Linked DNA regions of Homo sapiens: region 1 is linked to region 2. Evidence: read pairs that join two places in POLR2A ChIA-PET (ENCODE). Cell type or tissue: IMR-90. All regions are shown on one strand. Each heading gives the region's core, and the rest is flanking DNA. Links, peaks and the distances in the headings are about the cores only.

Region 1 (7,793 bases), core at 1,429-6,428, 63 kb before region 2:
TTCATGACAGTACAAGCGTGAAGGCCACAGGAGAAAAAGAACAGGACCACACAGCCCAGACCAGCCTTGGAAGGCATGACATTGCGTACAGAGTGTATCGGTTGCTTCTGATTTCCGTGATTTGAACCACTCTTTTATTATGGACTTCAAAGGGAAAGTAAGCATAAGTTTAACTTCTGTGCTTTGGTTTTTCAGATAAACCTTATCTGATGGGACAAAAATTCTAAAACTATGGCAGCTATCAAAATTGTCACAGCTTTATAACAGCAAACCAAGAGGAAGAGTGGTGTAAAAATAGACTCAGTCTGAGTTTTGGTTTGGTTTCGTTTTATCTGGGGGAGAAGGAGGTTGCCCTAGTAAAATTTCTACTTGCAAAGTCTTCCACGTGCCATTTTTTCTGTTAATATGTTCTCAGTGAGTGGTCTAAACTAAATGTATTGTGTTCTATTAATCACTGTTTACAGAAATTTGCCATTTAGGAATGTATATTGTGCAGTCTAATGTGTGCATTTCCCAGTTTTCACAAGGGGTTTTCTCATGTGCATGTAATAAGCAGTTCCACACTGGGTTTTCTTGATTATAGAGTCTGTGTAACGCTGTGACAGCCTGGGGTGGCACCTCGCCACAATCTTCAGAGTTGCACATTACTGTGTAACATTAGAAACTGCTGCTACTCTGAGCTCAAGTGAGTCAGGGGTGCACCCCAAGAGCTGGATCACTGTAGGGCCAGTGGGTTACCAGGTTGTCCTCCTACAGAAAGGGGAGATGGGGGGAAAACAGACCACCCTGCTGCAGTTTTAGCCTGCATTTCCATGAGTTATGGAAGGATTGGAAGAAAAGCTGACTGTCAGAGTTTTGCTCTAATACAGCTTTTTTGTGGGTTTTTGTGTGTTTTCTTTTTTTCTGAGACAGGGTCCGGCTCCGTCTCATCCAGGCTGGAGTACAGTGGCTGGTGCCATCTCAGCTCACTGCCGTCTCCCCCTCCCAGGCTCAGGTGATCCACCTCAGCTTTCCAAGTAGCCGGGACTGCAGGCGTGCACCACCACGCCTCACTAATTTTTGTATTTTTTGTAGGGATGGGGTTTCACCATCTCTACAAAAGATGGGGTTTTGCCCAGGCTAGTCTTGAACTCCTGAGCTCAAGCAATCTTCCAGCATCAGCCTCCCAAAGTGCCTGTAATAGGCATGAGCCACCATGTCCAGCCTCTAATACGGTTTTTAAGTATTCTCGGATGCTCAAAACTGATCGCAAAACCGGATTTCAAAATTACTATATAGTTTTTGTTACTGTATTTATAAAACTTAGCACATTGTGGCTTTTAGGTTGCTGTTATGGTGAGGTCAGCTTCCTGTCTTGGATTTTGAGTAGCTTTTGCCCTCCTCTAGAACATGGTGTGTTCAGTTAGATGCTCTCCCTTGATCCTTTGCTCTTCAGCATGTCCTAAACGTCTCTGTTAGACAGAACCATCAGTTCCACAGTTTGGCCCCCCTTGAGCTCCGTGTTCTCTACCACCCCACTTGGTGCCCATAAGGAAAGAGACACATAAAAGCCCCTCCTTGCTGTCAGGGGGCTCATGGGCTGTCATTCCTCAATGTACTTGGTGTGGACCCCTGAAATGCCAAACACATGGAAAATTCTAGCACCCTAGTTAGAGGAACACTGCATGACAAGTTCTTGTTTCTCCTGGCAGCTTTGTAAGTACCCAGGCATTCCCTTGCAGAGATGGGTGTGGTCCCTCAGTGATTGTCCTGGGAGCCATTCAGAACCATAGCTATGGGTGATCCTTGGCAGCACCTGGTTAACCTGATGGGAAAGGGTCCGGAACCGGGCAGGCCATCCAGGCCGTGTAGATGATCAGAGGGTGCGAGCACAGGATTTAGGCATTGGTGTTTCATAGATGGATAGGTGGTATGTCCTTGGGCCCTAGTTTGAGAAACACTGATCTGGGCTGAAGCTGGAGGTTTGTTTTAGAAATTTGCTTAAGGAAGTATCTAATTTCACTGTAGTTTGCTCAGCCTTTAGCTTTGCAGATTAAGCTAGCTACTTATTGAAAATACCTCCTCAGAACCCTCTCCTCCTGCCCCCCACAGGCAACCTATATCCTTGGCTCTCCAAGCTTCCAGGGTCTGTTTTTTAAGCATAAATGCTTCTACTTTTAAATAGTACTTACAAGATCATACGTCACCTCTGAGCTTACGTCTCTCTTTCCCCATTTTCTCCCCTCCATCCTGCAGAAATGGAACTTTAAATTCTGATCCAGGAGAACCAGTAGCCCACAGGCAGTCCTTTGACCTCCTGACCTGCTATGCATCCTCTGCCCTGCAGCTTCTCACATCCCCAGGTGGAAATGCTGTGCCCCTTCATCCATACCGTGGCACTTCCTCACTGGAGGTCACCTCTCCTGTGCATGGTCACATTCTGCCTGTCTGTTGAGAGGCTCCGTTCTTCGCTGCGTTCTGCTTACCTGGTTAAGCCACAAAAGGTTCTATGCTTAGACTAGACGTGGGATTTAAAAGTTTCCATGTTCGTGTACAGGAGTGTACAAAATATGCATGAGCAAGTGGTCACAGTCATAGACACACCGTGCCTTGGGGGGCCCCAGGTCATAAGATGGTGTTCTCTGTATTTCACCTGACGCCTTTGGTTTTGTTGCTCTGTGAGAATGAGGGCAGTCTTTTAAAGGAACTCATCCAGAAAGAAAGGAGAAGCAAGTGTGTTGGAGAGAAGATACATTTATCATGTCATTACTAAGCCCTGTATTAAACTTATTGTAAACACTAGGGTAATTACTGACTCCCTCCATGTGAGGAATCAGGGAAGGGCTGCTGTGTCCAGGCTTTCCGGCGTCCGTAAGTGCTACCTCCAGCTATTCAGTAGCTCCAGCCGAAAGCCATGCCCTCCCCTTTCCTGCATCCTTATTATCAGCTCTGCTGCTCACCATTGCCACCACCTTGTCCAAGCAATTGACATCAGTCTTTATTGCCTTTTTCCAATCCATTTCTCACACACCAGGAGGATTTTTTATAGATGTAAGTCATATATTACTGCCCTGCTTAAGGGTGTGTCTTCGCTTTCTGGTGTACTTGAGATAAAATTCATACTTTTTTTTGTTTGTTTTTGAGACGGAGTCTCCCTCTGTTGCCCAAGCTGGAGTGCAGTAGCACCATCTCAGCTTGCTACAAGCTCCGCCTCCCGTCTTCATGCCATTCTCCTGCCTCAGCCTCCCGATTTAGCTGGGACTACAGGCTCCCACCACCACGCCTGGCTATTTTTTTTTTTTTATTTTTAGTAGAGATGGGGTTTCACCGTGTTAGCCAGGATGATCTCGATCTCCTGATCTTGTGATCTGCCTTCTCGGCCTCCCAAAGTGCTGGGATTACAGGCATGAGCCACCGCACCTGGCCAAATTTCATACTTCTTACTGTGGCCTACAGGACCCTTTGGGGCTGGCCTTTCATTGCTTACTGGGCTTCCAATATGCTAGGCTCCCTCCACTTTCTGGAATTGGCCAATTTCTTTCCTCCTGTTTTGCACATGTATTCATATATATACATATACACACATACCTTTTTTTTTTTTAATCTGGTTGACCTCTTATCCTTCTGGCCTCAGCACAGACGGCACTTCCTGGGAGAAGACTCCCCGATTTTCCCCCTCCATCTAAAACATAGCGCTCAGCCACAGTTCTAGTTGCATGCTTAATGTGTTGGTTTCTTTACCTAAGCTAAGCTGCGGGAAGTTAGGCAGCACATATGTTTATTTACTCAGTCTCACGGCATTAGCACCTGGAACAACACCAGGCAGTGCTCACTTGCTCAGGTTTGTTAAACAGTGACTCTGATTTTTGTGTCTTTGTCTTGTTGCCAGATTAAGTTCTTGTCTGTGGTTTTATGGCCAGAAGAGGCACACATAAATGAATGAGTACTCTGCCTTTAACTCCCTTCATACTTTCTGCTCTTTTCCTTCTGTCCAATTTATTAAGCACACTGCATACTATGTGCCATGTCATGAGGTTCACTGGGTGACCCCCATGGGACCATGTGACTGATTTGTCCTCTGAAAGCCAGTGCTTGCTGGGCTGGGGAGAAGCCAGTTGCACAAAAGGTTATAACATAAGGCAACAGGTAAGTGCTCTCAGCTGAGCAACTTAAGAGACTGTGTTCAAAGGCTCAAGGAGCGAGCATGTCTGGTTGAGGTCTGCAGAAACTATGAAGAGGGAAAAGGTGTCTCCGTGGGCCTGGAAGGATTAGTCGGGTTTTTATAAAGCAGCAGTGTTGGAAGCGATGGTTTGGATAGAAGGCATGAAGTGGGTAGTGGAGTGTTTCTGATGGTTTATACACCTCTAGACCTTACCTGAGAAAGGATTTTTTTTTTTTTTTCCCCAAGACGGAGTCTCTCTCTGTCGCCCAGGCTGGAGTGCAGTGGCACGACCTCGGCTCACTGCAAGCTCCACCTCCCAGGTTCACGCCATTCTCCTGCCTCAGCCTCCCGAGTAGCTGGGACTACAGGCGCCTGCCACCACGCCCGGCTAATCTTTTTTTTGTATTTTTTAGTAGAGACGGGGTTTCACCGTGGTCTCGATCTCTTGACCTCGTGATCCACCCGCCTTGGCCTCCCAAAGTGCTGGGATTACAGGCGTGAGCCACTGCGCCCAGCCGAAAAAGGATTTTTAAGGCAGTTGACAGTTTGGAAATACAGGGATATAGTGTTCTGTTTTTAAATCCAAGCGAAGATGTCATGACAAACTGAAATGAAAACATATTAAAGCCAGGGTTATGGTTAGTCCAGTCCAGGGTATGCATGCCGTGGCATTGGTGACTGCAGGTGGGCTGCAGATTTGGCTTTCAGCTGTCTGGTGGCATGTGATAAGAGTGTGCTGATGAGTCAGATCCACAGTGCTCTCACACATACATGCGCACAGTAGTTGCTCCGTAGAAGTATAACTGTGCACGGTAATGAGACTTGAAAAACAGTTTTGCCCTAGGTCATTAGGAAAGTTTTTCCTGGTTTAGTGAACAAAATGTGTCCGCACCACTTTCTTCACAATTGATACAGTATTCATGGTACTGTTTGCTAAAGGGGGTCCTTGGTTTGTAGCCAGAGGCACAAACCACTTTTGGTATTGGTTCTAGGGATAGCTAAAAGCCTCAGAGTTCATGTCATAGAGCATGGTGTTTCTAACCCCCGCCCCTTAGCTTTAAATAAAATATTAGAAAAGAATCTATAATTTTCAAAATTATTTAACTTTAAATAACTTCCTAGGTTAGTTTTAAACCTTTAGGGGTTACAGGACATCCACTTTCAAATTTCACCTTCCAGTAAGTAAAAACATGACTTACAAATACAGAATCCATTCATGTCAAGTATTCATTTAACTCAGCGAAGGAATCAAAAAGATAGTAAAGTTGAGTCAAAGAAAATGCAGGAGACCATGTGTAGGCACTGAAACAACGCTGGGATAGTTTCAGAGAAAGAGACAAAACCGGTTAACGGCCTGCAGGGCAGCCATACTAACCTTTGCTGTTGTCTTTTCTCCTGAGCAGGTGTCATTTCAATCTCTAAGCAATGCCATTGATTTATATCACTCTCAGTTTTCTAAAATTGACATCCATATGGAGCTGTAAAATACTCTAAACAGCGCTAAACAGTCAAATGAAGGTACATGGCCATAAAGAACGAGATGATCCCTGGTGGGAGTGGCTCCCAGTGCCCCAGCATGATGTTGAAAAGATACGTGGTCCTTTCACCTGTTTCCAAGTTGGGAATTTTTTTTTTTCCTGACCATTAGGAAAAATGTTGACGTTGGTTTTGGTGAATCTGATTTGACCCATTCTTCCTGGGAGTAATAGGATAACACGGCCGCTTCTCATTTGTGTAGACAACCCCAGCTCATCATCATCTGCACGTGGCCTGGAGGGTCACTGTTCCCTGCAGTGGCTCCTTGGGAGAGGAGTAGCACCCTGTTCATCAAAAGCAGGTAGCAAGGCGCACTTACAGTTGCTGACTGGCAGGGGCGGAACGCCGTAGGGCTTTGTAGCCAGGGTAAGAAGTTTGGGTTTTTTTCAGATGGTGAAGGGATTGAAGTGGAAACATGATGTGTGCTGATTGACATTTGACATTTGATTGTCTTCTCAGTCCATTTTCAGATATTTGTGAGAGAATATCTGAAACTACGTAATTTACAAAGAAAAGGAATTTTTCTTTCTTGAAGTGATAGATGCTGAGGAGTCCAGGATCAAGGGGCCCCCTCTGGTGGAGCCTCTTTGCTGGTGAGGACTCTGCTGAGTTCCCAGGCATCACATGGCGAGGGGGCAGAGCCTGCTTATGTGCCAGCTCAGCTCACTCTCCCCCTCTTCTTATGAAGCCACCAGTCGCACTCCCGTGATAACCCATTCATGAGGGCAGAGCCCCCATGACCCAATTGCCTCTTAAAGGCCCCTCGTCTCAATACTGCCACACTGGGGGTTACATTTCAGGATGTGTCTTGGAAGGGATAAATGTTCAAACCATAGCAGCTGCTGACTGCTCTGAGGAGAGTGACTTGCCGGTGAGGTGGACTAGCAGAAGTCATCAGAGCCTTTCTCAGAGTCCAGGCCAGGCTGTTAATGCTGGTGGCTTGCAGATGTAGACCAGCATTACTAAACTCTTAAAAGTTTGTTTCCCTGGGATCAAAGCTAACTTGGCAGAGACCTTATTGTGTCTTCAGAATTTTCTTCCCAGTGCTCGAAATTCGAGCCAAGGAACGAAAATCTCTTGAATGAGGGTAATTTTATTAACACTCTTCCTTATTATTTAATTAAAATTTTTTTATTTCAGGGGTGGTTTTAAGTGCCATCTTTTAAAGCATTACATCGGTAATTTGCTAATCTGAGCTTCTCTCCTCTCCACAGCATGAGGCCCTGATACATTTAGGGCCTCTGTTAAAAAGCAAAAAGTGTGTGGCAGTGGCAATAGAATCACCAAAGCTAAAATCATAGAGAATGGTGGCTCGTAGTGTTTTAAAACTGTTTGAAAAGTGATTATAGGATTGGGGAAAAGTTGATACTTCCATCTTTAAGCAGATAACAGAAAGCCTGGTTGCATGACTGGCAAACAATTTTAGATTTAAAAACAACAGCCCTTGGCTTTAAAATACTTCCACCTTCTTCCGGCCTTCCAGGGAACTCTCTATACTTCCTTACTAGGAGGGTTATACTGGACAAAAGAGGACCGTCTAGTCTAGGGATCAGCACGCTTTTCCTTTAAAGAGCCATTTAGTAGATATTTTACACTTTGAGGCCAGACGGTCTCTACTACTACTTAACTCCACTATTGTAGCCTGAAAGCAGCCAAAGACAACAGGTAAACAAATGAACGTGGCTTACAAAACTTTATTCACAAAAACAGGAAGCAGCCCAGATTTGGCCAGGAGCCCTTGTTGGCGGAGCCCGGGTCTAGCCTGTTGGCCACCCAAGTTCTTACCTGTCTCCTCCTAACCTTCTCACCTTGGGAAACATAATTTATTACCATGTATGCCTGAGTCATAGAGGACTGACTGCTCTCTCTATGGTTTCTCCTCTCCTAGGAGTGGACTATTGTTGATTTTTACTTGGTTCTTGCTAGGCTGGGATAGGGGCTGCAGTGGAGGGTGGGAACAGGGTAATCTTTGGTTGTTCTGGTCTTAGGCCCTGTGTGTCTCACCTGTGGGGGTGAAGTGTTTCATGATTTTTTTCTTCTGCTCAAGGAGTGAAAGAGTTCTTTTTTTTTTTTTTTTCCACACTCTCCTTCCTTTGGCACTAGTAGATCAACAGGG
Region 2 (7,793 bases), core at 1,477-6,476:
TATTCACACACACACTCTGGTGGCTGAAAGTGCAAGATCAAGGCGCTGGTGGATGTGGTGTCTGGTGAGGGCCGACTTTCTCTTTCATAGATGGCACCTTCTCACTGTGTCCTCGAATGGCGAAGGGGCACAGGAGCTCCCTGGAGCCTCTTTTATAAGGGCATTAATCCCATTCATGAGGTGTCCACACTCATGACCTAAACACCTCTCAAAGACCCCACCTCCTAATACTATCACATGGATGATTAGGTTTCAACACATGAGTTTCGGTGGGGGACCACATACATTCAGACCATAGCAGGCAGTACAAAGGAGGAGGAGATTAGAAGATGAGGTCATGATACAAAGGATGAATAATGCTATAATAGACTATGACCCTGGACAAGTGGCTTAACTTCTCTGCGCCTCAGTATCCTCATCTGTGAACTGAGGATAAGGTAGTACCTCCTCCACAGGGTTGTTTTAAGGGTCAAATGAGATTAAACACGTGCCCAACACGACCATTGCTCAGTACATGATTTTGCTGTATAAACTGTACTGATGATGGCAAGACCCTGGTGATGATGATGATGATGATGAGGGCACCCTAGATGTGTTGGAACTATCAAGAAGGGGCACTCAACACAGCCCGGGAATTCAGGGGTGCCTTCTTGGAGGAGGTCATGCCCAAGCTGAGTCTTAGAGGATAAACAGTTTGAGAGAGGATATGGTAAAAAAAAAAAGAAAAAGAAAAAGAAAAACGAGAATGTGTTGCAGACCAGGCACAGTCCAAGAACGTCCCAGAGCCTTGAGACAGCGTAGCCCTCCAGGAGCCGGGCTGTGGGGCACGGAGTGGTGGGGCACTGGAGGGGGGCCTTGTCTACCAGATTGATGAGCTGCAATCTCGTCCTGTGACAGGGAATCACTGAAGGGATTTTGTTAAATGCCTTTGAAGTAAAATCATCAGGACGCGGTGTTTGATTGGTTACGGTTGAAGGAAAGAGGAGCCAGTGACACTGGAAACAAGAAGAAATTGGGTATGGCAGAAGAGGGCCACTCATTCTGTTTTGACCTGGCTGACTTGGAGATCTTGGCCTCTCCAAGATCTTGGATTCGACTTGGCCTGTGGAGCTGTCTTAAGCGAATGTCTGGCAAGCAGTTGGCACACCCAGCTGAGGCTCGGGAAGGGTGTGTGAGTGATGCCAGGACTGTGAGAGAGGAATGCCAGGCACAGCGAGGAGGGGTCATCTCAGAGCAGCAGCACCCAGGGGGCAAGCAGAGGGAAAGGGGAGGACAAGGAGGACAAGGACCAGAAGGAGCCTGGTATTTGTTTGTTTGTGTGCTGCCATAACAAAGTATCACAGACCGGGGGCTTCAACAACAGACATTTTCTCTCACAGTTCTGGAGGCTGGGAGTCCAAGATCAAAGGGTGGGCAGGGCTGGTTCCTCCCGAAGCCTCTCTGTTGGCTCACAGATGGCCACCTTCCTGCTGTGTCCTCACACACTCACTCGGGATGTGCTTCGGGGAATGGTGCTTGTAGGGAGGGAGGCTCTGGTAATATTCTCTTTCTTGATTCGGGTCTGGTGTCCCAGGTGTGCCTACTTTGTGACAATTCATCAAGGTGTACTCAGGGTTGGTAGTTTTTCTGTATATATATTACACTTCTCTCTCTGTCTCTCTCTCTCTCCCTATATATATATATGTATATATATATATTTTGAGACAGAGTCTCACTCTGTCACTCAGGCTGGAATGCAGTGGTGCAATCTAGGCACACTGAAACCTCCACCTCCCGGGTTCAAGTGATTCTCATGCCTCAGCCTCCTGAGTAGCTGGGATTACAGGCACGCGCCAGCACACCCAGCTAATTTTTGTATTTTTAGTAGAGATGGGGTTTCGCCATGTTGGCCAGGATGGTCTCAATCTCCTGTGTGTTGTCTATGTCCAAATTTCCTCTTCTTATGAGGACACCAATTCTACTGGATTAGGGGCCACTCTGATAGCCTCACCCTAACTTAATCACCTCTGTAAGGAGCCTATCTCCAAATACAGTCACATTCTGAGACGCTAGAGGTTAGGACTTCAACAGTGAATTTTGGGGGGACATAATTCAGCCTATAACAGGCCTGCTGGACTTGGCATTGGGAAGTCATTGATGGGCTCGATACAAACAAGGGGAGAGAAGAGGAAAGGAGCCGGCTGCAGGCCTGGAGGGAGTGAAAGGAGCCGGCTGCAGGCCTGGAGGGAGTGAAAGGAGCCAGCTGCAGGCCTGGAGGGAGTGGGGGGGACATGGGGCAGCCCAGGAGCTGACCGTGGGCAGGAGCTGGATGGAGAAGGAGTCTCCAGGCTCAGGAGGGACTTGAGCAGGGCACAGGCTGAGGGAAGCGTGGAATGAGGGAGGGAAGGGATGAAAGGTAGGGTCACAGAGCCACTGGCCGAGCATGCGTGTCCACCTGGGGTCCAGGTTGGCCCACATCAAGCACACTGAGTTAAATCTCCAGGAGAGCATGGAGCCTGCCCAGAGACTGTGTCAAACCCTGATGCATCCTGACTGTCACTCCCTCAGGAATAGTGACCAAGGGAAGAACTGTTCACCCTGGAACACCAGAGCTTGTGTCACTGTGGCTTCATGGAACAGAAATGTCAAATCTGTGGATTCAGCTGATAATTCTCTCGTTAGCCACAAGATATTTTCTAAATTAAAAAAACAATTTTTTGCACTTACGTGAGGTTCCTAGAGTAGTGAATTTCACAGAGACAAACGGGGGTTGCCAGGGGACGGGGAGAGGAGGAGTGAGAAGTGAGTGTTTAATGGGACAGAATTTCAGTTTGGGACGATGGAAAGGACCTGGAGATGGATAGTGGCGACGGCTGCACAGCAGTGTGAAGGCACTTAACACTGTTGAAATGCACACTGAAAAATGGTTAAGATGGTACACGGTGGGAGGCCAAGGTGGGTGGATTGCTTGAGCCCAGGAGTTCAAGCCAGCCTGGGCAACATGCTGAAACCCCGTATCTACTAAAAACACAAAACATTTTTGGGCATGGTGGCGTGCACCTGTAGTCCCAGCTACTCAGGAAACGGAGGTGGAAGGATTGCTTGAGCTGAGATAGTGCCACTGCACTTCAGCTGGGCCAACAGAGGAAGACTTTCTCAAAAAAATAAAAATAAATATAGTTAAGATGGTACATTTTCCGCTGTATTTTACCACAATTTAAATAAATAAATTGTTAGGCCAGGTGTGGTGGCTCATGCCTGTAATCCCAGCACTCTGGGAGGCCGAGGTGGGTGGATCACTTGAGGTCAGGAGTTCAAGACCAGCCTGGCCAACACAGTGAAACCCCGTCTCTACTAAAAATACAAAAAGTTAGCTGGATGTGGTGATGCACACCTATAATCCCAGCTACTCGGAGGCTGAGGCAGGAGAATTGCTTGAACCCGGGAGGTGGAGGTTGCAGAGAGCTGAGATCACACCACTGCACTCCAGCCTGGGTGACAGAGCGAGACTCTGTCTCAAATAAATAAATAATGGGTAAATAAATTGTTTTAAAGAAAGATTTCTATGGAGTTAGTTTTCCCCCTTGACATGCATTTTTTGAATATTTGAGACAAAATATCCCTAATGGTCTTGATCAGCAAAGCTGTTTTTTAAAAAGTGTCAGAAGAGTTGCTCGGAACAGTCCATGAAGTACAAATAACTTGACCTTTCCAACGGGCGAAAAGAGAGTTAGGAAGTTGGTACTCAGTGAGGCGATCTTGTCAACAAACAGTTCGACTGAACTGACATTGACTGGGCACCCACTGTGCGCCAGGCGTGGTAGGGAGGGAGATTTGTCTGTCTGATGACTTGGTTGTTTCTCGTGCTCTGCTTTTTGATGATCGGCATCTTGCTTTCGAGGTGGATAGCCGAGTGTCGAGCAGTGCTGTGATGTGGGGTGCTCCCTGCTCTCCCATTTCTATGGCCTGGTCTTTTCCCAGAAGCAGCTGGGATGCTCCATCTTGCCCTCCCTTCGGTCCCTTTGTGTCTTGGGTGTCCTTCCAAAGTGGGGAGGCAGATCCGAGTCCTTCCCATGTCCTCACCTCAGAGGCCCAAGTGCCTTCCAAGTGTGAAGACTTAAAAAAAAAAACAAACCTACCATGGAGGGTGGTGGGGGAGGATTGGAATTCCAGAAAATTCTGAATGAAAACAGCAGTTGCAAAACGGAATGGCTTTGCAAACTGCAGCCGATTATTCAGTGACTGTCTTGGGCTTTGGCCGGACCACTCGAAAATCTGCCGCTGAAGGATCCAGGGAGAGTGGCAGAAAGCACAGGGAAGCTGGAACCGAGGGGCTGGACCCAGCTCTCCAGGAGGCCCCAGCTCCCAGCCCACCAGCTCCCAGCCTCAGGCCCTGTTTGGCTGTGACTGAGGAAGCTCAAGCCCCAAAGCCAGCATAAAGCAAGCGTTGGGGCAGCTCCGGTTTCAGCCGGACTTGCCTGTGTGTAATCCTGGGGCTGGGTAATCTGATGCCCCAAACTCAGAGCCGGTTCTGGCTCTTGGCTCCGGTGGCCTGGGGAGCTGAGGCTACTTTTCAGGGACACCAGAAATGTCTGTATTCTTTCTCAGATGGGTCGGCAGACTGTTCTGGGTGCCAGGTCTTTGATGAAATGGATTTGGATACAAATCAAATATTTAAATTGGTGTTTTCCCTCTTTGGAAGGACCATTCCAGCTGGACCTGTGGACTTGTTTTTACATAAGATTTGGACTCCTTTAAATGTGCATTTTTTTTTCCATCTTGAATACGCCTGGGGCAGACAGTGGCTGTATTTGGAAGCCCCGAGGCTGCTGGTCTGGCTGAGACAGGGAGCAGGCACCTCAGCTAACCCTCTTGGCCGAAAGTGCACTTGTTAGAAAACCAATTCATGTGCCTGCTGGCTCCCCATGGTTATATATTATTTAATCACGCAGGTCTTGGGTTTATGCCAAGCAGCAACTTGCTGTCTGCCATCTTTCAGGGAAGAATAAGCAAGGCAAATTCATTCAGTTCTGTCTCTTTTTCAGCTTCCTGGGCTAAATGAAGGCAAGAAAGTGTTTATGAACATCCCAAAGTGCTGTGAAATATCCATCTTGGTGAAAATAGACACCCTGCTTCCTTTTGAAAAATAGCATTTTGTGAAAGGAATTTTTACCCATACATTTAGCTCAGATATTTCTAGATATTTCAAAGGGCCTCTCTTCTTCCCTTTACTTTAGACAGAGAGAGAGAGACTAAAGATATGTGAAATTCCTTTAGCCACAAGCTTGTTTGGGACCTGGCCTGGGGCACGAGTCTTCATCCTGGCTGGTGACGGCTGACACCAGGGCATACAGTGGCAGTTATCAGAGAATTTCCAGGGAGGTGCAAAAACTCGGTACCTTTACTCCTACAGAGCCCACAAAGCCCTGTGCACAAAGCCCCCCTGCATCTTGGAAGGAGCAGGTGGGACATTTTGTTTTGGGGATGGGGTCCGGGACGAGCTGTGAGCTCCTCTCTGTCCCGCCATCCAGGTGGTCTTGGAAGGAGCAGGTGGGACATTTTCTTCTGGGGATGGGGTCCAGGACGAGCTGTGAGCTCCTCTCTGTCCCGCCATCCAGGTGGTTCCACTGTTGCCCTGCTGAGAGCTGGAGGCCCCATTCCCCCTCCGAGCCCAGCCTGCCAGCCCCTTCACACGCCTTTAATCTGGCGCCTTCCTCCTAGCACGCACCTTTCTTTTTCTAAAAATAAAAATAAAAGTTTTATTTTATTTCAATAGTTTTTTGGGGAACCAGTGGTTTTCAGTTACATGGATAAGTTCTTTAGTGGTGATTTCTGAGATTTTGGTGAACCCATCACCCAAGCAGTGTGCACTGAACACAATATGTGGTCTTTTATTCCTCATCCCCCTCCCACCCTTCCTCCCTGGACTCCCCCTGGAGTCCATTACATCATTCTTAGGCCTTTTCGTCCACATGATTTAGTTCCCACTTGTAAGTGAGAACATATGATATTTGGCTTTCCATTCCTGAGTTAGTTCACTTAGAATAATAACCTCCGGTTCCATCCAAGTTGCTGCAAAGGCCATTATTTCATTTAGTTTTACATTTGAGTAGTATTCCACGTTGTAAATATACCACATTTTCTTTATTCATTCATTGGCTGATGGGCATTTAGGTTGGTTCTGTGTTTTTGCAGTTGTGAATTGTGCTGCTATAAACATGTGTGTGCAAGTGTCTTTTTTGTATAATGACTTCTTTTCCTTTGGGTAGACACCCAGGAATGGGATTGCTGGATTGAATGGTAGTTCTACTTTTACTTCTTTAAGGACTCTCCACACTGTTTTCCACAGTGGTTGTACTAGTTTACAGTTTCACCAGCAGCGTAAAAGTGTTCCCTTTTCACCACATCCATGCCAACATCTATTGTTTTTGAATTTTTTAATTATGGCCATTCTTGCAGAGTAAGGTGGTATCTCATTGTGGTTTTAATTTGCATTTCCCTGATAATTAGTGATGTTGAGCATTTTTTCTTTTTTCTTTTATTTATTTATTTATTTATTTTTTGAGACGGAGTCTCGCTCTGTCGCCCAGGCTAGAGTGCAGTGGCAAGATCTCGGCTCGCTGCAAGCTCCGCCTCCTGGGTTCACGCCATTCTCCTGCCTCAGCCTCCCGAGTAGCTGGGACTACAGGCGCCCGCCAATGTTGAGCATTTTTTCATATGTTCGTTGGCTATTTGTATATCTTCTTTTGAGAATTGTCTCTTCACGTCCTTTGCCCACTTTTTGATGGGATTATTTGTTTTTCTTTTGCTGATTTGTTTGAGTTCCTTGTAGATTCTGGATATTTATCCTTTGACAGATACATCATTTGAGAATATTTTCTCCCCACTCTGTGTGGGTTGTCTGTTTACTGTGCTGATTACTTCTTTTGCTGTGCAGAAGCCTTTTAGTTTAATTAGGTCCCATTTATTTATTTTTGTTTTTGTTGCATTTGTTTTTGGGTTTTTAGTCATGAATTCTTTTCTTAATCCAATGTCTAGAAGAGCCTTTCCAATATGATCTTCTAGAATTTTTATGTCTTCAGGTCTTAGATTTAAGTGTTTGATCCATCTTGAGTTGATTTTTGTATAAGGTGAGAGATGAGGATCCTGTTTCATTCTTCTACATGTGGCTTGCCAGTTTTCTCAGCACCATTTATTGAATAGAGTATCCTTTCTCCACTTTATGTTTTTGTATGCTTTGTCAAAGATCAGTTGACTGTAAGTATTTGGCTTTATTTCTGTGTTCTCTATTCTGTTTCATTGGTTTATCTGCCTATTTTTATTCCAGTACCATGCTGTTTTGGTGATTATAGTCTTGTAGTATAATTTGAAGTCAGCTAATGTGATCCCTCTGGCTTTCTTCCTTTTGCTTGGTGTTGCTTTGGCTATGTGTACTTTTTTTGGTTCCATATGAATTGTGGGATTGTTTTTTCTAGTTCTGTGAAGAATGATGATAGTATTTTGATGGGAATTGCATTGAATCTATAATTGCTTTGGGCAGTATGGTCATCTTCACAATATTGATTCTACCCATCCATGAGCATGGGATGTGTTTCCATTTGATTGTGTCATCTATGATTTCTTTCAGTAGTGCCTTGTAGTTTTCCTAGTAGAGATCTTTCACCTCCTTGGTTAAGTATTTTCCTAAGTATTTTATTATTATTATTTTAATTTTTTGCAGCTGTTGTAAAAGGGATTGAGTTCTTGATTGAGTCTCAGCTTGGTCATTGTTGGTGTATAGCAGAGCTACTGATTTGTGTACATGAATTTTGTAT

What was found. Peaks named below come from ENCODE experiments on the same cell type or tissue, not always from the same donor. Only the 100,000 strongest peaks of a DNase experiment are listed, where the experiment ranks them.
Region 1: POLR2A ChIA-PET joins it to region 2 with 6 read pairs; 3 of 35 experiments call an interaction of 5 or more read pairs at or near these places.

The regions. Positions count from the first base shown.
Region 1 is chr6:4,906,468-4,914,260 of GRCh38, forward strand. All of the region lies in intron 2 of CDYL (chromodomain Y like), which reads left to right. LOC105374897 (a long non-coding RNA gene) reads left to right here. Exons shown (of 2, transcript XR_926412.3): 1 at 1-157; 2 at 2,236-7,793. Among named protein-coding and RNA genes, the nearest start is that of LYRM4-AS1, 93 kb to the right of the region's middle. RefSeq lists an enhancer at 213-272 and a silencer at 643-692. In IMR-90, for the core only: no CTCF peak of the experiment used is centred there; no DNase peak of the experiment used is centred there.
Region 2 is chr6:4,969,757-4,977,549 of GRCh38, forward strand. No RefSeq gene overlaps it. Among named protein-coding and RNA genes, the nearest start is that of LYRM4-AS1, 30 kb to the right of the region's middle. RefSeq lists enhancers at 1,822-2,348, 2,349-2,873. In IMR-90, for the core only: no CTCF peak of the experiment used is centred there; a DNase peak (open chromatin) is centred at 4,455; H3K27ac peaks cover 681 bases.